3 separate regions of the Mus musculus genome follow, and regions 1 and 2 are each linked to region 3. Evidence: chromatin loops called from intact Hi-C (ENCODE). Cell type or tissue: gastrocnemius. All regions are shown on one strand. Each heading gives the region's core, and the rest is flanking DNA. Links, peaks and the distances in the headings are about the cores only.

Region 1 (7,522 bases), core at 2,324-4,823, 49 kb after region 3:
TTCTCAAAGCACGTAGAGCAGAAAGGGAACCAGCGGACCCAGGGCACACGGCGGGTGAGGACAGAAACACCCATAGCCCTTACAGCCTCGATGGCTAGCGTTCCAGCTCCTACTTACCTTCCTCGCAGTTGCTTCCGGTGAATCCTGGGCAACACCTCCACTCCAGCGCAGTCACCGTGCGGTAGGAAACCCGGTAGGTCGGTCTAATGAGAGTCCTGTAACTAACACAAGGACGCGGTCAGTGGGGCATGCACTCCTGCCCATCCACCCCGACTGGCTGCTGAAGGTACCCGGCCTACTTAGAGTTTGGGAGGACAGCAGGACAGCTGACCTGTCACCTCAGCTTTGTGCTCACTGGCTCTGTGGTTAGAGACAAATCACCAGCCCAGGAGACCCAGACAGGAATCAGGGTCCTTCTAGACTCTTCTTACTTCTCTTAACCCCTCACTAGAGGATGCCAAGCAGGTACTATACTACAAAGACATGCCCTCCCCACAGCACTTCACTGGGGGATTCTAGGCAAGCATTTTACCACTGAGCCACGCCCCCAGCCCCTCCCTGGGGGATTCTAGGCAGGGGCTCTACCACTAAGCCACGCCCCCAGCCCCTCCCTGGGGGATTCTAGGCAGATGCTCTACCACTGAGCCACGCCCCCAGCTTCTCACTGGGGGATTCTAGGCAGGGGCTCTATGACTGAGCCACGCCCCCAGCCCCTCACTGGGTATTCTAGGTAGGCATTTTCCCACCGAACACCTTCAGCCCTCTTTGTAAGACAGGGTTTTAAGTTGACTTGGCTGATCTCAAACATAGTCTGTACTGTCCTGGGTAGGCCTGACCACGCAATCTTCTGGCTTCTGCCTCTGAGTATCTGGATTGCTCACCCGGGCACGTACCACCTGACCCTGCTCACCCCTGTCTTTCTCTAGCTTTGTAAGTACACCCAGCTGCTGTGGAGAAGTGTCTCACAGTCTTGAGTAAGCAAGACTGGGGTTGCACTGTGATCAGAACGGTGCTCACCCTCAGCAAATGCGTTTTGATTAAAATTCAGACAGCCACATTAGAATCCTTCCTCAGTTAAAATGTTTCTAACCAGGCACATCAAGAAGGTTTAGAGCAGGGCTGAGGGGACAGTGCGGTCGGTACAGTGCTTGCCTTGTGTGTACCAGATGTGAGTTTGAAATGCAGAACACACATTAAAATGCCAGGTGTGGGGATGTGCGCTCATTATCCCAGCCCTCGGGAGGTGGGGACAGGAGACTCCCTAGGGCTTGCTGGTCAGTCAGCCTGGCCAAGTCGGTGAGCTCCAGGCTGAGTCTCAAAAGGGAGGTTAAAGGGCTGGTGTAATGGAATGATGGGTAAATGGGTGACCTGAGTCTGATTGCCCCAGACTCACACGGTGGGCGGAGAGAGCAAGTTCCCAAAGCCTCTGACTTCTACTTGTGCACTGTGTATGTGCGTATGCTCGTGCACACACACACAGAGAAAGGTTAAAAAGTGAAATCAAGCCGGGTGTGGTGGCGCACACCTTTAATCCCAGCACTTGGGAGGCAGAGGCAGGCAGATTTCTGAGTTCAAGGCCAGCCTGGTCTACAAAGTGAGTTCCAGGACTACACAGAGAAACCCTGTCTCGAAAAGAAAGAAAGAAAGAAAGAAAGAAAGAAAGAAAGAAAGAAAGAAAGAAAGAAAGAAAGAAAGAAAGAAAGAAAGAAAGAAAGGAGGAGAAAAAGAGAAAAAAGAAAAGAAAAGAAAAGAAAAGAAAAGAAAAGAAAAGAAAAGAAAAGAAAAGAAAAGAAAAGAAAAGAAAAGAAAAGAAGAGAAATGAAATGAAGCCCAGTGTTATGGTGCACATCTGTGAATCTAGCAGTTGGGGCGACTGAAGTTTGAGGACCTCATGTTTGAGACCAGTCTAAGCTATTCATACTGGGACCCTGTCTCAAACAAATAAAATACCCCCCAAAACAAACAAAAAGAACAAACAACCAACCAAAACAAAACCTATATGGTCAAGATCGCAAGCCCCGGCTCCTGTGTGTTACTCCAGCTTTCTGCTTTAACGTGTCTGTACCAATCCCCCTTCCACACAAGGCGGCTTGGCTTCACAAACATTTAAATCCACTGTCATGGGGTGATTTAATGGGCGAATGGAGAAATGAGGAGTTAATTGGTGGCAGCATCTGAAGCTTCCCTGTTGACAGGAAAACCCACAAATCACAGCCATTTCTAAAATGGGACTTCAGGAATAGGCTCTGCTTGTGGGAACTCTTGAAGGTCTCCTCCAAGATGTGCCTCGTGAGCATTCCGCGAGCCAGAGATGGTCTCCACCGTTTAGCTACATGTCCCCTGCTCTACCTGGGGTGGGACAGTTCCCTCTACACACTGCCCCTCTCTCTCCCAGCCTTTGGCCACTGAGAGGTACTACAGTCCACATTTTAAGTGATGATGCTGGAGAGACGGCTTAGCTGGTCACACGATTGCTGGTCAGGCCTGAAGTCCCGAGTTCTGATCCTCGTCAATCGTGTGACAATGCCAGCTGTGGTGGCAAGCACTTGTAACCCCAGCCCGGAGGAGGTGGAGATAGGAGAACCCCTGAGGGTCACTGGCCAGCCAGTCTAGCCTACTCGCTGAGTTCCAGGCCAGTAAGAGAACCAAAGAGATGGCTCAGTGGTTAAGAGCACCTACTGTTCTTGCAGAGGGCCCAGGTCCGTTTCCAAGCAACCTACTCACAACCATCTAGAAGGCCAGTTCCAGGGCACAGACATCCCTCTTAGGAGCTCTGAGGTGGTTACATACATGGTGCACATATACACACGCAAGCAACACACTCACACACACACACACAGAGAATAAAATAAGTAAGGGACTGCAGAGATGCGCAAACATTAAAACTATGACCGGCTCTTCCAGAAGACCTGAGTTTAACTCCAAGCACCCACATTGGGCAGCTCACAGCTGCCTGTAACTCCCACTCTGGGGACTCAGTGCCTCTGGCCTACAGAGGCACCTGAGCTAGTGTGCACATACTCCCACACAGAGATTTCCCTTCATTAAAGACCATTTTAAAATCTTTAAATTTTTAAAAAGTGCACATGTACACAAAAACAATTATTACCCCAAAACAGAACATTTAAAACCACCTTTTTATTATTATTGTGTGGAGAGCGCTCAGCACGTGCCACAGCACACCTGTAGAGATCACGGAGGGACAACTTTCAGGGGTCTGCTCTCTCCTTCCACTGTGTGTGTCCCAGGAATCAAACTTGGGTCCTCAGGCTTGGCTGCAAGCACCTTTTTCTGCTGAGCCGTCTTGCTGGCCCTAATACGGTGAATTGAGTGGTTTATATATGTTCATGTAGAGCAAGTCAAGAGGCCATGATCATTCCAAGCTTGCATATGAAGAAACTGAGGCAGAAGTTTGTTTAGCAACTTTAACAGCCCCACTGCTGGATGTCCGTGGCACTGTGGAATCGCTCCAGGGTCCAGTCAGTCTGCCCTGGCCATCTCATGCCTGAGAGCACTTTTCCTTCCAGGAGCTTCCTGAGGCTGCTGCTTTCAGGTTCCTGAACTGCAGGAGGAGAGCTTGATCCTCCAGTACAGCTCTCCTCTGGCTCACTATGGACCACTCTGCTGACTGGTGCCATCATTCCGACTCTGCAAAGCTCCTAGCCTGCGCCAACGACAAGCACAGACTCCACCAGTGGGTGGCGCTGTTTCGCCAGCCTGGCCGACCAATGCTACGTTTGAAGGGCAACTTAGTCTCCTGGATATCCAGAGGGCTTCAGTATGAATTTGTGAGCTATCTCCCTCCCTAAGACGGAGCCTAGGGGTGCTTCATCCTCCTCTGTCAAACCTGGTTGTGCACACAAAAGTTCCCCTCCCTATATACCCTTCCTTCTTCTTCTCAATGACCCTTCACAGTGAAACTCAAATGTTCCCTCTGTCCCCTGGGCAGAGTTGACAAGCTCCCTCCTCTTCCCCTCCTACACATCTTGTAAGAGAGCTTGGTTATAAGTTATTCACACGCTCAGCAAAACATTCCCAACCGTCTGCTTTGTGCAAGCAAGGGGATTGTTAGCATGAACAAGGAGGCGGGCATGGAAGTGTACACTTCTAACCCCAGCCTCTTGGGAGGCAGAAGCCTTTACAGAGTCTGAATGCAGCGTCTCAGAAGGCAGAAGCAGGTAGAGCTCTGAGAATTCAAGGCCAGTCTGGTCTATGTGGTCTATAGGTCAAGTAGGGCTATGTAGTAAGACTCTGGCTTTCCTGCTTAGGGTTTCTATTGACTGAAGGAAGTCAGGACAGGAACTCAAACAGAACAGGAACCTAGAGGCAGGAGCTGATGCAGAGGCCATGGAGGGGTGCCGCTTACTGGTTTGCTCTCTGTGGTTTGCTCAGTCTGCTTTCTTATAGAACCCAGAACCACCAGCCAAGGGATGGTACTGCTCACCATGGGCCGGGCCCTCTCCCATCAATCACTAATTGAGAAAACGTCTTACATCTGGGTCTTATGGAGACTTTAGCTCTTGTCAACTTGGGAGAAAACTGTTCAGCACACTGGACAAAGGGAAAAAAAATGCTAGACAAGGCAGGCACACAAGAGTGAGCAGCCAATACCAGGTGGCGTGATGAAGCTAACTCTACCCCAGCTTTGTGCGTTATTTTTTTGTTTTAGATTTATTTATTTATTATATGTAAGTACACACTATAGCTGTTTCCAGACACTCCAGATGAGGGCATCAGATCTTGTTACAGATGGTTGTGAGCCACCATGTGGTTGCTGGGATTTGAACTCAGGACCTTCAGAAGAGCAGTCAGTGAGTCCTCTTAACCTCTGAGCCATCTCTCCAGCCCCAGCTTTGGGCGTCATTAGTGTACATGTTTAGGTGTGCAGGTCACAAGACAACTTGTGGGAGTCAGTCCTCTCCTTCTACCATGTGGGTCCCAGAGATCAGACACAGGTCATTGAGTTCAGTGGTGAGTACTTCTCCCAGGGAGGGGACCTGCCTCATGAGAGATCTCCACCCGAGGCCAGACAGGAAGGAAGGAAAGGTGTGGAAGGGAATCAGGGCTGCTAACTGGGACCCAGCAGGGACCCAGCAGGGACAAACGACCTCACTTAATGAGAAAAACGGACACTCAGAGGAGAGGGAGGTCAGACTCAAAGCAGCATACACTTGACAGACTCAAGCCTCCAATGGGGCCAGTGAGTGTGCTCTTGTCTGCCAAGCGATGTATCAAAGCTCTTTGCTGGAGTCTTGGGAGGTGGCTCAGTGAGTAAGAGTGTTTGCTGTGCAGGCATGAAGACTGGAGTTCAAATCCCCAGCATTCAAAAATGAAGCCTGGACCTGGCTGCCTGAACTGTAACCTCAGCACTGTGGTATGTCCAGGAGGGGCACTGCAGCGCTGCGGTATGTCCAGGAGGGGGACTGCAGCGCTGTGGTATGTCCAGGTGGGGGACTGCTGGGATCTGATGGCTGCCAGCCTAGCTCAGGTTTAATTAGAGATCCTGTCTTAAAGGAAATGGATAAAAGTAACAGAAGAGGACACTCGACGTCCTCCTCTGACCTCCACAGTGGACTTGGACCCTGAGCAGTCCTAGCTGGGTGCTGTAAGAAAGGAGGCTGAGCAAGCCATGGGCAGCCAGATGCTAAACAGCACTCTGCCACGGTCTCTCTGTCAGCTCCTCCCTACAGGTCCCTGTCATGAATTCCTGTCTTACTTACATGGATGGTAGACTACATTCATATTTTCTCACAGAAGAGAACCCCTAGCTAAGACACTAACATGCCCTTCAAGGACATACAGGTCCTCCAAAGAAATGGTCAAAATCACAATTATGTGGCATGCAGAGAACTCAGAGGGGGACCTGCTACAGACCCACAGCTTCTCAGTGACTATCCTGAAAGTCTGCAGAAATGTCCAAGGTGTGCCCAAAAGCAGGTTGCTTCAAAGGAGATTAGAAGGACTGGCAAGATGGCTCAGCTGGGAAAGGTGCCTGCTGCCAAGACTGACCACCCAAGTTCAATCCCCAGGACCTACCTACAAGGTGGAAGGAGAGCCCTGACTCCTGAAAGTTGTCTTGAGGCGGCCACATGTGTGCCATGGTGCACGCACACATGTGGACACACACACACTAAATAAATAAGTGAATAAATACATTTTTAAAAGAAAGAGATTTGCAAAAGGTATTCCTATGGGGGTGAGATACTCAATTACTGGAAATAGATGCGTAGAGGCCATAACCCTCTGGCCTTCAAAGGACATCTCCCTGTAGTAACGTGAGGTCTCTTAATGGGAGCCTGGGTACTGCCACAGTCTGGGAGCCACTGGCTCATCCTAAGACCTCATCCTACGAGTCTTGCATCCCTCTCTCACTGGCCAGGTCATCTTTCCAGCCCCCTTGCTTGCCTGGTTCTCCGATGCCTCATCAGAGACCTCGGTGAAGAGGAACAGGCTGGGAGGTAGCAAAGCCTCCGCAGGAAACAAGGAGGCACTGCTCAGAGGAAGGAGATTAGCTCCTGAGGAGCAGCAGAGGACCAGCAGGGAGGGAGGGAGGGGAGGTCCCACTGCAGTCCTCCGGGAGGAGGGTTGTGTTTGGCCTCTAGCATTCCCCAGGGGCAGCCACAGACAACTTAGGCAAGAGAATTGTGAGTTTGACATTAGCCTGGGCTTCCTAGTGAGAGCCTGTCTCAAAAACAACAATGAAATCAGATGAGGGCTAGAGAGAGAGAGAAAGAGAGAGAGAGAGAGAGAGAGAGAGAGAGAGAGAGATCAGTGGGTAGAGTGCTTGAAATGATTAGGACCAGAACCTGCCTGAGTCCCAAGACCCATATGAAAATGCTGGCCATGGGCCAGCAAGATGGCTCAGTGTGTGAAGGGCTTGCCACACAGGCCTGGAGACCTGGGTTCAATTCCTGGAATCCATACTACAAATGTGGAATGAGAGAATTAGCTCCATAAAGGTGTCCTCTGGCCTGGACATTTACATCATCATCATCATCATCATCATCATAATAATAGTAATAGAAAAGTTAACTGTTGGATGTGGACACAGGTATATACCTGGGCTTGCTAGCCATCTAGCCTAGCCAAACTGGCAAGTGCCAGGCTACATAAGAGATTGTATCTCAAACAACAAGATGGTGACACTAGTGCCACCTGAGGTAGATCTATGGACTCTGCATGCATATACCACACGCCTACACACATACACAAGTACACACCAAGAGCAACAGGGAAGAGACAGCAGACTCAGCAGACAGCTGCTTCCGTTTGTAGCTCAGGTCCACAGAGGTGGGAAGCATCACCTAGACAAGAAAGCCTCTGAGATTCCGCAGTCAGGGTGAAGAGGAGGAAGGGGAAGGGGAATGGGGGAGAAGAAAGGAGGGGAAGAAGAAAGAGGCGGAAGAATGGGGGGTGGGAGGAAGAGGAGGAGGGACAGGAAGGCTAGCCCACATCTTAAAGTATTTAAATCAGAACTCCATTTAGCCTGGCAGGCGTCTGCCCCCTGAGCAGCAGGCAGCCC
Region 2 (7,522 bases), core at 2,898-5,397, 91 kb after region 3:
GCCAGACAGTTTCCCAGTGGGACACAGAATGGTTTCAGGTTCTGTGTTCACTCCATCCATCTGCACAGAGGACAGTCAGGAAATGGGCAAAAACTTTGCACATTGAGTCAAGATGTGATTGAGGTGTGTGTGTGTGCGCGTGTGTGTGTGTGTGTGTGTGTGTGTGTGTGTGTGTGTGTGTGCGTGTGCGTGCGCGTGCGTGTGCATGTGCGTGTGTGTGTGTGTGTGTGTGCGAGTGTGTGTGTGCACGTGTGTGTACATGCACATATGAGTGTGGAATCCAGCACCAGCAGCCTGTTGTCTGTACCCGCCAGGGTGCTAGGGTCACAGTAGAGTGCAGGGTCACAGACAGCTTTTTATGTGGCTGCTGGGGATTTGAACTCAAGGCCAAGGGCTTGCTGGGCAAGCACTTTAACTCACTAAGCCATCATCTTTCTTGGTCCCACAACTGAAATCCTACAAGAACAGAAACAAACACCCTGAGTAACCTGGGGTCTTCCCTGAGTAAGACTCCTCCTCATCTCTGAGAGGCGCCTGTGGAGCCTGTGCCCTAACTCTCTCTGTGACAGGTTGGACACCGAAACCCTAACACCGACAGCAGTCAGCACCACTGGAGTTATGATTTAGAAGAGCTCAGAGCTTGTGCTGGGTGTGGTGGTGCACACCTTTAATCCCAGCACTCTGGAGGCAGCCAGGACAAGTTCTACAGAGCAATTTCCAGGACAGCCGGGGCTACATTTGTCTTGAAAAGGTGAGGGAGCAAGTGGTAGGGGAGACAGAGAGAGAGAGAGAGAGAGAGAGAGAGAGAGAGAGAGAGAGAGAGAGAATGTAGCACCTACCTGGCCACTCCCCCACAGGTGGGACTGGCCAGCCTGAAGTAGGACTAGGGACAATGGTCAGTAGCAAGAGGCAGAGGTGGCTCTGTCAGACAGAGAAGGACTGAGCACAAAGCTCAGCAGGTCTGACTCTCCTGATGGGAGGCCTGGGGATGTAGCCGAGGTTGTAGAACACTAGCCCGGTGTGTGAGAGGTCCTGGGTTCAATCCCACGCAATGTATGCACCACGTATGCAAATGAGCACTCACAACCCCGGGAGGATCAGGAGCAGAGCATCATCCTTGGGGATTTCGAGGCTAGCCTGGATGATATGAGGCCCTGTATCAAAAAGCAAAAAGGAGAGGTCTGGGAGATACTCAGTCAGTAACGTATCTGCCTTTCAAGAGCAATAATCCTCAGATCCTGTGGGGACAGGAACCCAGGTGTGGTAGTACATGCTCAAAGTTCCTGTGCCCGGGAGTCAAATAAGGATTTGCACTCGCTGGACAGCCAGCCTAGCCTCCTCAGTGAGGTCCGGGTCAGTAAGAAACCGTCTTATAACCAATCTAGATGGTGTCTCAGGAAGGATGCACAAAATTGTCCTCTGTCCACCACATGTGTGTGCTCATTGGGGCATTTGAACATACGTGTGAACTCCCGTACATATCAACACGTGGACATGCGTACACACATAAACAAACAATTGGAACATGTAAAAATGAATGAGGCTAGATGAGTATTTGTCAACCTCCCAAATCCCTGCATCCCCTTCTGCTGCCAGCATCTCATGCCCACCGTGGTTTCCACAGGAACCTCATCATATGGAGCAGAAGACAGGTTCCGGGAGATTAAACAAGGCCATTCATTGGGACGATATCAGGTAGCATGGATCCTGAGAGATCGTCAACAGACCACTAAGACTACTTAAAAATGGCCTTCAAAAAAATCAGGGGCTTTCTTGTAGTTTTCCCAAAGTAACTCCAACACAGAGACCCATGCTGGGTTTCTAACAGAGATGATCAAAGAGAGCCAGATGATCTGGGTCATGAGGGCTCAGATGAGAGATTGTGTTGTGGAGGAATAGGCAGAGAGGTACAGATCTGGAACATTCTCCTCTGGTCACATGTGTATGCAAAGGGATGCACATCCAAACACACATGCACACACAGCACACATACGTATGGCACACTCACACACATACAAATTAGCTAACAGAGTTTTATTAATAAAAGTAATTCAAAAGGCCCTTGCCTAACACGTACAAAGCAGTGGGTTCAATCCCTGGACTACAGGGGTCGTGGGGGAAGCTGTGTGGCACCACTTCGTTCCATAAATGACATCACACCATACATGTATGTATGTATGTACTCTTCTATAATGTATGAGACTTGTTCACTTCTATCTTCACATATGGAAGCATACAAAGTCCACACTTTTGTGGGTGCTTGGAGATCTCTCCCAATAGGAACTTTGAAAAGATATTTCCGAACAGAATGAAAGTGATAAACTGGCAGGCAACCCTCTGTGTGTTTGGAGAATCCTTCTAATAGAAACTTTTGGAAGATATCTCCAAACAAAATGAAGGCAGTCGAGTTTCACGTGAACTTGTGTGTGCGCATGTTTTGGTGTGTTTGTGTGCGTGCACAGGGAGCGGGCAGAGGTCAAGGCCCTCAACTTGACTTTTTTGAGACTGGGTCTCTCACTGAAGCTGGAGCGCAATAGCTCAGCTAGCCTTGCTGGCCAGCAAGTCCCAGGACTCCTCCTGTCTCAGCCTCCCAACCCCTGGTACAGCAAGCACAGTAGCTCAGCACTGCAGCTCCCTGTGAACCACCTCTCCTACCCCGACCAGCAAACCTTGGCAAAGGTCAGGGATCTTCCAAGCATGACGCTCCATGGCTCCCAGCACGCACCGTTCTGCTCTCCTCGCTGCAAACGCTGATAACATTTCTGGTCATGGTCATTGAGTCTGGTATCTACTTATCCAAACTTGGCTGAATCCCGAGATGCAAATCTAGAGATTAGGGGAAGTGTGTGTGTCTGTGTGTGTCTGTGTGTCTGTGTGTCTGTGTGTGTAGTCCTCTGGCTTAGTCCCAAGACTCTCTCTCTACTCAATAACTGCTCAAACACAGTATTATAAACACATAGAAAAACTGCTTTCCAAGGCAGGCATAACAGTACATGCCTGCAACCTTAGCTACTTTGGAAGTTGAGGAAGAAGGGTCACCGGACTGAGGCCAGCGTGTGATGCACAAGTGTAAGACCAGCCCAGGCACCTTAGAGAAACTCCATCCCAGATTTTAAGTTTTCAAGGGAGCTGGAGAGAGGACTCTACGGGTAAGGCAGCTTGCGGCACAAGTGTGAGGACCCAAGTTTGAATCCCCAGCACCCATGTTCAGTTTTGTTCCAAAATGAAATCACAGCTCACACTATACAGAATGGTCTACAACTTCCCAAGCTTGCTTTCATCTTCACATATGGAAGTGTCCACAGTCCACACTGCTGTGGGTGTTTGTGTTTGTAGCTCTCTTCCAATAGAAGCTTTTAGAAAGTTATTTCCCAACAAAATAAAATCACAGGCAAACTGGCAATAATAGAACCTGGGATCTACTTCCTAGCTTCCATAACGGGGGAGGCAGTGAGAAAGCGACGATAGAACAAGTTTGGAGAACGAAGATGGCAGTCAATCCTGTGTGTTGACAATGAACTCAAAGAGTGAGACTCTCAATTCAAACGGCAGTTTTATTTTTTAAAGTACGTGTGTGTGTGTGTGTGTGTGTGTGCCCACGTGTGAGCGCAGTGCCCGCCCTCAGAGACCAGAAGAGAGCCTCAGATGCCTGGCGCTGGAGATATGAGCAAGGGGGTTCGTTCTGGGAGACCCACGCAGTGGACGCTGGGAACCAAACTCAGGTCCTATGCAAGAGCAGTAAGATAGTAACTTAATTCCTTAATCCTGTGGCGGTGTGAGGATCAAAATACACCGCGTGGAGCTAGTACAGATGCGAGGATTGGAGAGGTCGTCAAATAGGAAAGTTAAATTCGGTAAGATTAGCAAACAACTCAGTAACATATATTTGGGTGCGCTGCCTTTTCTTTGAGAATTCAAAAACCATTGAGACAGCGCTAAACCATCGGAGGAGGATAGCGCGCCACCTGGCGGTAGATGGAGAAGCAACGGACAGGTCCAGGCACTGAGGGCTGAGTGACCCCGCGCCTCCACCAAGCCCACTGCGGAGCCGTGGGATCGGGGTGGGTACCCTGTTCCAGTGTGAATTGGACAGCCAAACTTTCTTCGGCCGCCTCGACCCCCAAAGGCCGAATGGAATGGGCTCTCCAGTGTCGCCAGGCGACCGAAAGGACTCATGGCCTGGTAACTCTGGGAACTGTAGAACACAAAGCCAAGGCCGCGCAGGTGAGCCGGGCTACTCCGTGGGGACTGAACCCGGAGTCTTGTGAGTCCCGGGAGCTCCCTCTACGACTCCCGGATGCAAGTCGGTGCCATCTCCATTCGAAGCCCAGGGCCGATGGGCACAGGGCAAAAAAAAAAAAAAAAGGGAAAGGACGGGTGGGCGCGACCGGAGACCACCAAGTCTGAGGCCCCAGGTTTCCAGAACCCCTCTCACACAAGTTGGCTCCCCGAACTCTTTAGGCCCGGGGTCCCAGCAAATGATCACAATATCTATTCCCTCTCCTGCACCCGACCACAAGGCTCCTACGGTCGTGCGTTCCAGGCGTCCGTAGTCCCCAGGCCTGCGTCCTTAGCACTGGGCTACTGTGCCTCGGAGGCCACCCCACTGTTCCCCATCTCGCTTTCGGTCTCCGTGCCCTCAGGCCTCGTGGTACAAGTCCCGTGTCCTTTCTTCCCAATCACTGGACCACTTCGCCTCTTAGTCTCTGTGGTGCGTCCCCAAACACAGAGCACTCAGCAGGGGGTCACTGCGCCTTGGAGCGCGCACTGGCTCTAATTCTCACGCCCCCGTGTCCTGAATACCCCAACATCCAGCCACCACTCCTCGGAGTCCTCACTGTCCTTTGATCTAGTTCCTGCGCCCCCAGCCCCTAGCCATTACGCCTCAGAATCCCCACTGCCCGACGATCCAGCTCCGCGGCGCCTCAAACTCGATGCCTTTCGACCCCAACACCCAACAGACCTCAACTCCTCGGATCCTCTGTTGTCCCACGATCTGGCCCTCACGCCGTCGAGCCTCTGCTTCCTAACATTCGACCACCTTTTCTGTGGTCCAGTCCTTGGTCCGCTATCCCGCGTCCCCCAGCACCGGGCCAATGTTCTTCACAGCCCCTGATGTCGCTGGATCCAACCCTCCGGGACCCTGGCTCACTGTCCTGCGTTACTAGTACCCGGTCACGGCTCTTCCGAGCCCCCGCTGTCCCGGGATCCAACCATCGTGCCCCCAGGCCCGGCCACTGGCGTTACTCACCGGCGACTCGAGTAGCCGTTGCCGGGGGAGCCGGCGCCCTGCTCCGGGTAGCCGTGCTGCTGCAAGGCTGCTGCCGGGAACGGGTAGAGAAAGCCGGTGGCCAGCGCCGACCCGCACAAGCAGCAGCACGCCCATGGTAACAGCAAAACCAGCTTCATTTTGCACCGCTCTCCCGCGGGGACCTAGGGTCCCGGGAGCCGGGAGCCGATCAGGAGTGCCCCAGACCGCTGGACTGACCCTGTTGCCCCAGGCTGGAGCGCAGGGAGCTAGCCGGTGATGGCGTGAAGTCAGGGTCGGAGGTGGAAGTCGTCTTGGGGGGGGGGGGCGCCCACGCCTCTCCAGGGCCGCCTTTTCAAATTCGGCGAGGTGGGCTCTGCGCAGTCGAAGGGGGCGTGGGTCTTTCTTTTTAACCCTCAGCGGTCCAGGACTGAGGAGGTGGCTACCAAGCCGGGGGTACCCCCAGGGACACACATGTTTCCAAACACTAAATCTTACATTGTGGGCTCTTATACACATTTTGCACTTTCCATACCAAGGTGGAGGAGGATTTGGTCCCTCTCAGTACCCAGTCTTTGATCAAACACCGTGACACTGTGAGATATCACTATCTCCATTTTTCAGAGGTAGATCTTGGACTCAAGGAAAGTTAAGCAAGGTTCTGTGGTAAAAGTGTGTGCTACAGAAACCTGACACCCATATAAAAAGCCTGCCATGACACTTAACCCCATCCTTAGAGCCTCCAGCCCTGGGGCTTCTGACCGGGCTCAAGGTTCAGTGAGGGAAACCTTGAATGGAGGTAAGAAAACAAGAGGACTAGAGCCGGACACCCTATGTTACTCTCTAGCCTCAATTTACCCATGCACACGCGTGTGCATAAGCCCCCTCTCACACACACACTTAAGCCTAGCTTGTGTGGTAGTGACCCCTATAATCCCAAGGCTCCACATGCTGATTGTGAATTTGGGGCCAGCCTAAGCTTCATAGTGACAACAGTAACCCAGAAAGTACAAACGGGGTTCTGCATCTGATAGTAGCACCCACAGCACAGGCCAGTTGACAGCAATGTGGAATATTCTGGTCTTTCTCGTTAGTCACGGTGTGGAGGGAAGGTTAGAAGACAAGAGTATTTTCAAATCCAGGTGAAGAGGAGGCTGTGAGCTAACCATTTGTTGAATGTCGCCGGTATCCATGAGGCACACTTCAGATTCCTTTGGGAGGAGGCGCTGAACACCCCTCCCCATAAAGTGGGGGTCCTCCAAACCCTTCAGAGCCCGAGGGAGACATGGATGGGGGGTGTGAAAAAAGGTCCTAGGTCTAAGACGCGCATCCCATGAAGGGGCTATCTACTCTGTGAAGAGTAAACCCGGCCTCCGAGACCCATGAGAACTTGGGAAGGGTGGACATTCCACAAAATAAAACAGAGCCAGGCTGAGCACGGCAGTGCATATCTGCGATTCCAGTTCTAGGAAGTTGGAAGCAGGAGTATTGGTCAGCCTGGGCTACATCACAAGACTTGGTAACAGACAAAAGAACTAAGTTGGGATTGGAGGAACTCTCGGGAAGGGATGGGCAATTTAGGGAAGAAGGTAAAGAGAGTTGAGTGTGATATATTGGGGTACCCATGCTAGAAGGTACCTGTGAGTTATGTATCTATAGGACTATATTAGACCAGATAGCAAGTCAACAGAGTGGGTGGCTCACTCTTTCCTAACAACAGTCCTAAAGCCAGATGGTGTGGGAGACTATAATTCCAGCCCCAAGCAATAGGTACAAGACTTTGAATCCAGCCTAAACCATATAGTGAGAACCAGTCTCAGATGGGCGCAGGGTCGGGGGAGATTCCTGAAAATGTAGCTCAGAGTTCTTGTCCAGAATCCTCCCAGCAAAGTGCTGGGCTGTGGCTCGGTGGTAGAGCCCCTGCCCAAAATGCTCAGTGAGGGGCTGGGGGCGTGGCTCAGTGGTAGAGCCCCTGCCTAGAATCCCCCAGTGAGGGGCTGGGGGCGTGGCTCAGTGGTAGACTGTCCGCAGCTTATACAAGGATGTAGATCAGATCCCTAGCGCTCTCTCTCTCTCTCTCTCTCTCTCTCTCTCTCTCTCTCTCTCTCTGTGTGTGTGTGTGTGTCCTTAATCCTCTACTGCTCATGCTTTGACGTCATCAATCTACTCCTGTCTCCAAGAGAGCAGTGGGTGCACACAACTATTTGAAGTTGCTTTTTGTTTCCTTTGGAGTTTTTAAAATGGGGTTTCTCTGTGTAGCCCTAGCTGCCCTGG
Region 3 (7,522 bases), core at 1,623-4,122:
TGACTTCAAATATGGCCATTTCCAGTTTACAATTATGGGTGTTTGAAGGCACCCATATTTGTTCTAAAACAGTGTCCTTTCTCACTTGAAATTTAGCCATTCAATTCCGGGCTTTCATTTCCTGTCGAAGGGACAACCACCAAGCTTCTTAGACTTTCCATAGACGCTTCACCCCAGACTACTTCAGAAGGACACCTTGTCTTTGGAGTCAATTTACAAAATCTCCACTCCCCAAAGGCAGATGGTAGCACGATGAAGCTGTCTGGAGAGGTTAGCGACCCTCCTGTGACATGCAGAAGCCAGGGGCAGAGCTGGAGCTTGGGCCCGGTCTGGGCCCGGTCTGCTGATGGCACACCTGTCATCTTAGCTTTACCTGTCAACATGACACCTCATAGACATGTTGACAAGGGAGTCTCAATTGAGGACTTGCCCTGATCAGATTGGTCTGTGCGGATATATCTGTATGCGGTTGTCTTGACTATTAATTGATATGAGGGCCCAGCCCACTATGGGCAGCTCCATTCCCTGGGCAAGTGGTCCTGTATTAGAACGTTATCTAAGCATGAGCCTGTGAGTGAGCCAGTAAGCAGCATTCTCCATGATTTCAGCTTCTAGCTCCTGCCTGAATGCCTGCCCGAACTTCCTTCAGTGATGGACTGTGACCTCTAGGGCCCAAGCAAACCCTCTCCTTCCCTAGTGTTTTGTCACATCAACAGAAATGGAACTGAAGCGCAGGACTCTTGGTGTCCAGTCCTCTAGTCCTCTGAGGGATAGGAGAGCAGGGACTAATAACCCCCAGAGACCAGCATGCTTTCCAGTGTCCCCCACCCCACCCCCAGGAAGGCATCCAGGACATGGGCCAACCTAACCTCTGCACTCAGCCATCTTCGGCTAGAACCCAGATAGAACCCCTTTCCTGGCTAAGGGAACCCAAGCAACTTAACCTCAAAGGCCAGTGTCCTGAGCTGCAAATGTGCTGCACACCAGGTTGTTATGCACGCTTTAGAGTTTTTTTTGTTTTGTTTTGTTTTGTTTTTGAGATGAAATCTCATTAACTCAGTGACAGAAGACAACAATGCTCTCTGTGGTGGTCAGTTTATGTCAGGCCTTTGTGTGTATATGTGCATATGAGTATATATATATGCATGTAGTGTATGCATGTGTGTTTGTGTGTATGTGTGTGTGTGTGTCTTTCCTCCAGAACTGTCTACCCTGTTTTCTTGAAATCAGGTTTCTCTCTCACTGGGATCTGAGGCAGAGCAATTACTAGGCTGGTTGGCCAATAAGCCCCAGGGATCCACCTGTCTCTCCATGCCCCCACCCGGCCCCCAGCATTGGATTTACAAAGTGCACAGAGCCATAACCATCATGTGAGTTCTGAATATCAAATTCCAATCCTCATGCTTACATAGCTAGCACCTTACAGACAGCCACAAATAGATGTAGATGTAGGTATAGTGCAAACACATACAGAGACATGGGCATCACAAGCAATGGATGGAACCCAGGCCTGTCTCCATGTTGTATTATTCAACCTCCCTTCTGAGATCAGAGTTAAACTAGGTCCTGGAAATTCAGAGCCAAACGAGGCTCTGTCCCTGCAGATGACGGGTTCACAGCTCAGAGGCATCAGAAGGCATTAAAGCGAGGCATGGTGGTGCATGCTTGTGATGCCAGCATTTGAGAGGCTGAGTCTGGAGGACTAACCTCAGCTACATGGTAGCAGTCTTAAAACACAACATCCCCACAAACAAAAGGGCACCTGAGGGCCTAAGGCAGCCGCTGTAAGATTTTTGCCTTAGGAGGGGCAGCCTGGAGGCAGAATGGAGGGGTGCCACCCAGCTTGTGATGAAAAACTTTCAGAGCTACAAGGGAAAGCCATTCATAAGAGGCAGGGTGGGATGGTCAGGCCCTAGCGATCATGTGTCACGTGTCTATCTATCTATCTATCTATCTATCTATCTATCTATCTATCTATCTATCACTGTCTATCTATCATCTGTCTGTCTTTCTATCTATCATTTATCTATTATCTATTTTCAGTCTACAGATCTACCTACCATGTTTATTAGCTATATCTATGTCTCTGTTCACTATGTATGTATCTTCTGTCTTCTCTTTACACATCACATCAATATATGAAATATATTTGATAATAATTACCGTTTGAATTGCATTAACATTAATATATACTGTTAGGTGTGCATGCATGACAATACAATTGGTGGGATCCAGGGCTAGCTGAGCATCTACTAGGCAAGTGAGCATCCACCAGGCTATACCCTGGATCCTGTTTTAAGCAGTTAACAAATATTCACCAGATAAACTTCACCACATCCCTACAAGGAAGGTATTACCAGTGTTATCAGTATTCCCATTTTATAGGTGAGAAATTGATTGTTCTTAAAAGAAAGAATGCACTCTGTTGGAACTGAAGTTTGAGTTTGTTTGTTTGTTTTTGTTTTTTGTTTTTTTTTTTTTTGCTGTTGTTTTTAAAAAGAATCTTACAGTTAGGTCAAACTGATCTTGAACCCCCTATGTGGCCAAGGCCCACTTTAATTTCCTGATCCTCTTGCCTCCCCCATCCCCAGTACAGGAATTAGGGTATGCACCACGGTGCTGGACGGAATCTAGGGCCTCCTGAGCTATAGGAAAGCACTCCATCAGCTGAACCACAGAGCCATCTCTACAGGAGGGGTTCTGTCTCTAAAGTACTCTACATGCCTATCTGCCATGTTCACATGCCCCTGGTGAGCGAGCAATAGCTCCGGGTCATTGGAAGAGAAGATATGAGCAGGTCCAAGGTTACTGAACCCAGGCGCTGAACCTGTACAATCCCAGCCAGGTCCCATGAATTCCTATGGTCAGTACCACATCCGTCCAGCAGGTGGCAGCCACGCACCTCCATGAGAGGTTGTCTTTGCCGGCTTTGCACAAAGACATCTGTGTTCGCCAATAGTTGCTGTTTGGCTTGTAGCCAAGCAGAGTGGAGCTAGACAGCTTACTCTTGATGGGGTGACAACTAGTGCAGCTGAGGTGGCTCAAAGGCGCCCCACAGACAGCAGAACAACAGGCTAGCAACGGACAAAAAACAATAGCAGCAAAAAACTAGGCAGGGCTTTGAGATTTGCGATTCAGTAGCCAATGGGTTAGTTAAATGGGGTGCTTGTCATCAAGCAAGAATTAGAAGTGTTTCTAGGGAGCTAAAGGGGAGTCGCTTGTTTGTTTTGTTTTGTTGGGACAGGTTCTTATGTAGGCCAGGCTGGCCTTGAACTCATTATGTATCTTGAATTCCTGACCCTCTTGGATACACCTCACATGTGCTGGGATTACGGACATGTGTCTATATGTGCCAGTATGTGGTGCTGGGGATGAAATCTAGGCTAGACAAGCCCTCTCCAAATTGAGCTACAGCCACAACTCAGAGCTTAGCTTCTCAATGTGTGTGGGGTGAAGGGACTATGGAGCACACAGGAAGGATGCTGGACATTGGGAGGGCCAGGATGCAGGGGCACAAATCTTAGTGTGTTGTGACCATTGTCTGTCTAACTGAGGCTCTTCAGAGGTCTGGTACAAATTCTACAGTACAGATCTGGAGTCAGCCAGAACACCTTCCCATCCTACCACCGTGGGACTTGGAATCACTGTCCACCTCCTCACCTAATATCTTATTTTTTTGTGTGTGCATATGTGTGCTTGTGTGTGTGTGCGCGCGCACGTGGCAGGCACACAGAAGCTAGAGGACAACCTCGGCTGTCATCTTTTTCAGACACTGTAATTATTTAGAGACACGATCTCATACTGAACCAAAACTCACTAAGTAGACTACGCTTCCGGCCAGTAAGTCCAGGGGACCTGCCTGTCTCTGCCTCCTCAGTGCTCAAATTACAGCACACACTGCCATGCCTGTGGGGTAGGGGTATATGCACGTGCGCGTGCGTGTGCGCGCATGCGCACATATGTGTGTGTGTGTGGTGTATATACATACACACACATGCACATGGAGCCCTAGGAAGAATGCCATGTTCCCTCCTCTCTCTCTCTCTCTCTCTCTCTCTCTCTCTCTCTCGGCTTTATTATTCAGGTCAGAGGCTCTCCCTGAACCCGGATACTTGTGTTTTCAGCCAGGATAGCAACCTACAAGCTCCAGCCATCCTCCACAGTCTTCGAGTTAAAGGCATCCCAGGAATCATGCCTGACTTGTTATGCGGGATCCGAACCCAGGTCCTCATGCTTGTAAGCAAGCACTTTTACCCCCTGAGCTGTCTCACCAGCCCCCTGGGCCAAGGTCTTTAAATACACTCTTTCCATGAGGTCCTAGTGATTGAAAAGGGTTTGCATTTCCAGAAGTAAATGGAGGTCCGTCTGGTCACCCCCAACCCCACCCCTAGCCCAGAATCCATTTCTGCATTCTGGAACATGGGCTGGGAGAGCAGAGGGAAGGGATCTCATGTCCCATGGAAGGAGAACCCAGGCCGACACGAAAAAGTCCAGCTGATAGACCAGCCATGGTCTGGGGGAGCCTCTCTCAACTGCTTCAAGCCAGAGCCACTGTCCCAAGAGACAGGCAGGGACGCTTTGGTCTCTGCTAAGAGGCTCCCATCACCTCTTTGATTAGCAGCCAAGGCGAGTTTCTTTCCAGGTCTGAACGAAAATAAAATAAAGCATGTTACAGAGTGCCTCCCTCTCCTCAGATTTTCATTTTTAATGTGGTTTTCAGCACTGGCGTACTGTGAATAGGCCTGTGTGTGTAAGCACATGTGCTCGCAATATGCAGGAGACAGAGGCCGCCGGCCGCTCACAGCAGAATCAGCAGGGAGACCAGAGGCAGCACTTTGAGGGCCCCATCACGGAGGACTGAGGTATCTGTCCCAAAGACTGCGGGGGGGAAATGCACTTTCATCTAGAGACTTTGACCTCTAATGGGAGCCATGATCTTCTCCAGCCTGGAAGATTGGTCAAAAGGATGGATGGATGAACAAGTCAGGAGTTTTGGCTTCCAGGGTAGGAGACAGGTCAAGAGAGAGGCCTCTTGTTTGCTTGCCTCGCAAGCGGGTGGACCTCAGTGGACTCCCCGAGCCCACTGAAAAAGCTGGGCACAGAAGGTCTTAGGCCAGCCTGGCAGCTTACTGTTTCAAACAAGATGGAAGGAGGGGAAGTTACTGACTTCTACGTGTGGTCCAGTGTATGTACACACACGCACACATTCCCCATGTACACATGTACACACGCACACACATCTCGTATGCACATATGTGAGCACACACATGCACACACACATCCCACATGCACACATGCACACACATCCCATGTGCACACATGCGCACACGTACACACAAACTTCTTAGAGCCACAAGAACTGGAGCAAGGTGGGCAGGAAGCTCTTTCCTACACCGGTGACTTAGGGTCTGGCATGTCACCTATGGTGACTAGGCCATTTCAGGCAAATGCCTGTCCATCTCTTAGCTGTTTGGCCTGTTTTCCCCCCATCCATGAGTTTATTTGGTGCTGGTGAGATGGCTCTATTGGTAAAGTCATTTGCTGCCAATGCTGACAGGCAGAATGTGATCCCTGGGACCCTCAAGCTGAAAGGAGAGAACTGGCTCCCACAAGTTGTCCTGTTTCACAGGATTGCCATGGCCTGTGAGGGCATGCAGACACACACAAACACACTTAATAAGTAAATAAGTAAGTAAATAAATAAATAAATAAATAAGTAAGTAATAAGATGTAAAGAGGTATTTGTCTTAGTTTTTTAAAAAACTTTCGTTTCTTTACTTTTTTCTCTTCTCTTTTAAAATTAGTTTTTAATGTATTTGAGTGTTTTGCCTGCGAGAGTGTATGCATATCACATGTATGCAGTGCCCAAATTGACCGGAAGAGGGCGTCAGACCCCCGGAATCAGAGGTGCAGGGGCTGTGAACCACTATGTGGGTGCTGGGAACAGAACATGGATCCCCTGCAAAAGCAGCAAGTTCTCCTAACTGCTGAGCCATCTCTCCAGTCCCTTCTTTTTAATCTCTCTCTGTCTCTCTGCACCCGTGTGAGTGCGCCAGCGCGTGCGCGCACGCGCGCGTGCAAGTGCATGCAAGTGCGTGTGTGCCAGAGGACAACCACATGTATTATTCTCGGGAACACTATTCATCTCCTTTGAAACAGAATTTTCCATTGGTCCAGAGTTCACCAATTAGATGGAGTAGGTCAGGCAGTGAGCCCGAGGGATCCTCCTGACCCTGCCCGCCCTGTCCCCTGTGCCTCTCCACCGCCCCACCCCCGCCAGCAGCTCTGTCCTGGCGTTTGCTGACCCGCCCTCCCAACTCCGCCCCAATCCTATCCCCTCAGTTTCTCACACTGCTTCCCCAGGGAAGCCATGTGAAGGTGGGGCTGGGCTGGTTTCTTCTGGAACTCATGATTTCTTTGCTATTCCGCAGCACTGAGGGGTGCCCTATACATCATCGTCAACACCCTCCATGTATGCTCTTTAGCTCTTTGCCTCAGGTTCTCCCTCCTGCCAATTTGATTTTGGTGTCTCTCTGGAACATGAAGTTCTTGCCTCTCAGGACTCTGACCAGGATTTCTCTTAGCTGCTGAGACAGACAGCAGGTTTCTCTTCAGTAGAACACGACTCTGGGTCATTATTTCCTTTCTTTCAGATAGGTGGGTGGACCAGTGGGTGGATTGGGTGGGGGTGGGGTGGGGGTAGATGGATAGGTGAGTGGGTGGGTAGATGGGTATGTTGGTGGATAGATGAATGGATGGGTAGGTGGGTAGGTGAGTGAGTGGGTGTCTGAATGGGTAGTTGGGTGGGAGAGTTGTGAATGGGTAGGTGGGTGGGAGAGTTGTGAATGGGTAGGTGGGTGGGAGAGTTGTGAATGGGTAGGTGGGTGGGAAGGTTGTGAATGGGTAGGTGGGTGGGAGGGTTGTGAATGTGTAGGTGGGTGGATGGGTGGATTTTGTGGTCTAGGATTGAATTTAGGACCTCATGCGTGTTAAGCAAGTACTTTACCACTGAGTCTGTCCTGTTGTCAAAAACTTGACCTAAAGAATGTATCCAAGGCCAATCTGGGCAACTTAGTGAGATTCTGTTTAAAAACAAAAACAAAAACAAAAACAAAACAACAACTGGGATACAGTTTGGCTCAGTGGTAGAGCCCCTGCCTAGAATCCCCCAGGGAGGGGCTGGGGGCGTGGATCAGTGATACATGAAACCCAAGATTCAATCCTTACAATAAATAAATAAATAAATAATCAATCAATCAATCAATCAATCAATCAATCAATCCAGACTCAGCCCTTCACACGTAGGCCCTGTGAGTGATTCCCAGAATTCCTCTGAGCTCAGTGGCCTCGAGTTTGACATGAGAAAGTAAAAACATCATAACGCCCCCCCGCCCCCGCTGGGCCTCTGGAGGCTCTGCAAGGATGGAGGAGATGACAGGAGGGGTGTGCTTTATGCATCCCAGACCCCATCATCACGTTCCTCGGCTCTGGCTTCAACATCTTCCCCACATATGGAAATGCT

Evidence for each region. Peaks named below come from ENCODE experiments on the same cell type or tissue, not always from the same donor. Only the 100,000 strongest peaks of a DNase experiment are listed, where the experiment ranks them.
Region 1: a loop joins it to region 3, with 2.2 times the contacts of the local background. A loop is called at or near these places in 6 of 42 quality-filtered maps.
Region 2: it touches region 3 in a loop (10-fold over the local background); 36 of 42 quality-filtered maps call a loop at or near these places.

The regions. Positions count from the first base shown.
Region 1 is chr5:136,836,537-136,844,058 of GRCm38, forward strand. It overlaps Col26a1 (collagen, type XXVI, alpha 1), which reads right to left. Exons shown (of 13, transcript NM_001346699.1): 3 at 118-215. Among named protein-coding and RNA genes, the nearest start is that of Gm30654, 14 kb to the left of the region's middle. In gastrocnemius, for the core only: a CTCF peak has its summit at 3,712 (motif pointing right); a DNase peak (open chromatin) is centred at 3,696.
Region 2 is chr5:136,877,599-136,885,120 of GRCm38, forward strand. Col26a1 (collagen, type XXVI, alpha 1) reads right to left here and starts at 5,617. Exons shown (of 13, transcript NM_001346699.1): 1 at 5,252-5,617. The coding sequence starts at 5,409. In gastrocnemius, for the core only: no CTCF peak of the experiment used is centred there; DNase peaks (open chromatin) are centred at 3,976, 4,690 and 5,323; H3K4me3 peaks cover 1,552 bases; H3K27ac peaks cover 1,285 bases.
Region 3 is chr5:136,788,113-136,795,634 of GRCm38, forward strand. All of the region lies in intron 3 of Col26a1 (collagen, type XXVI, alpha 1), which reads right to left. Among named protein-coding and RNA genes, the nearest start is that of Gm30654, 35 kb to the right of the region's middle. In gastrocnemius, for the core only: no CTCF peak of the experiment used is centred there; a DNase peak (open chromatin) is centred at 2,913.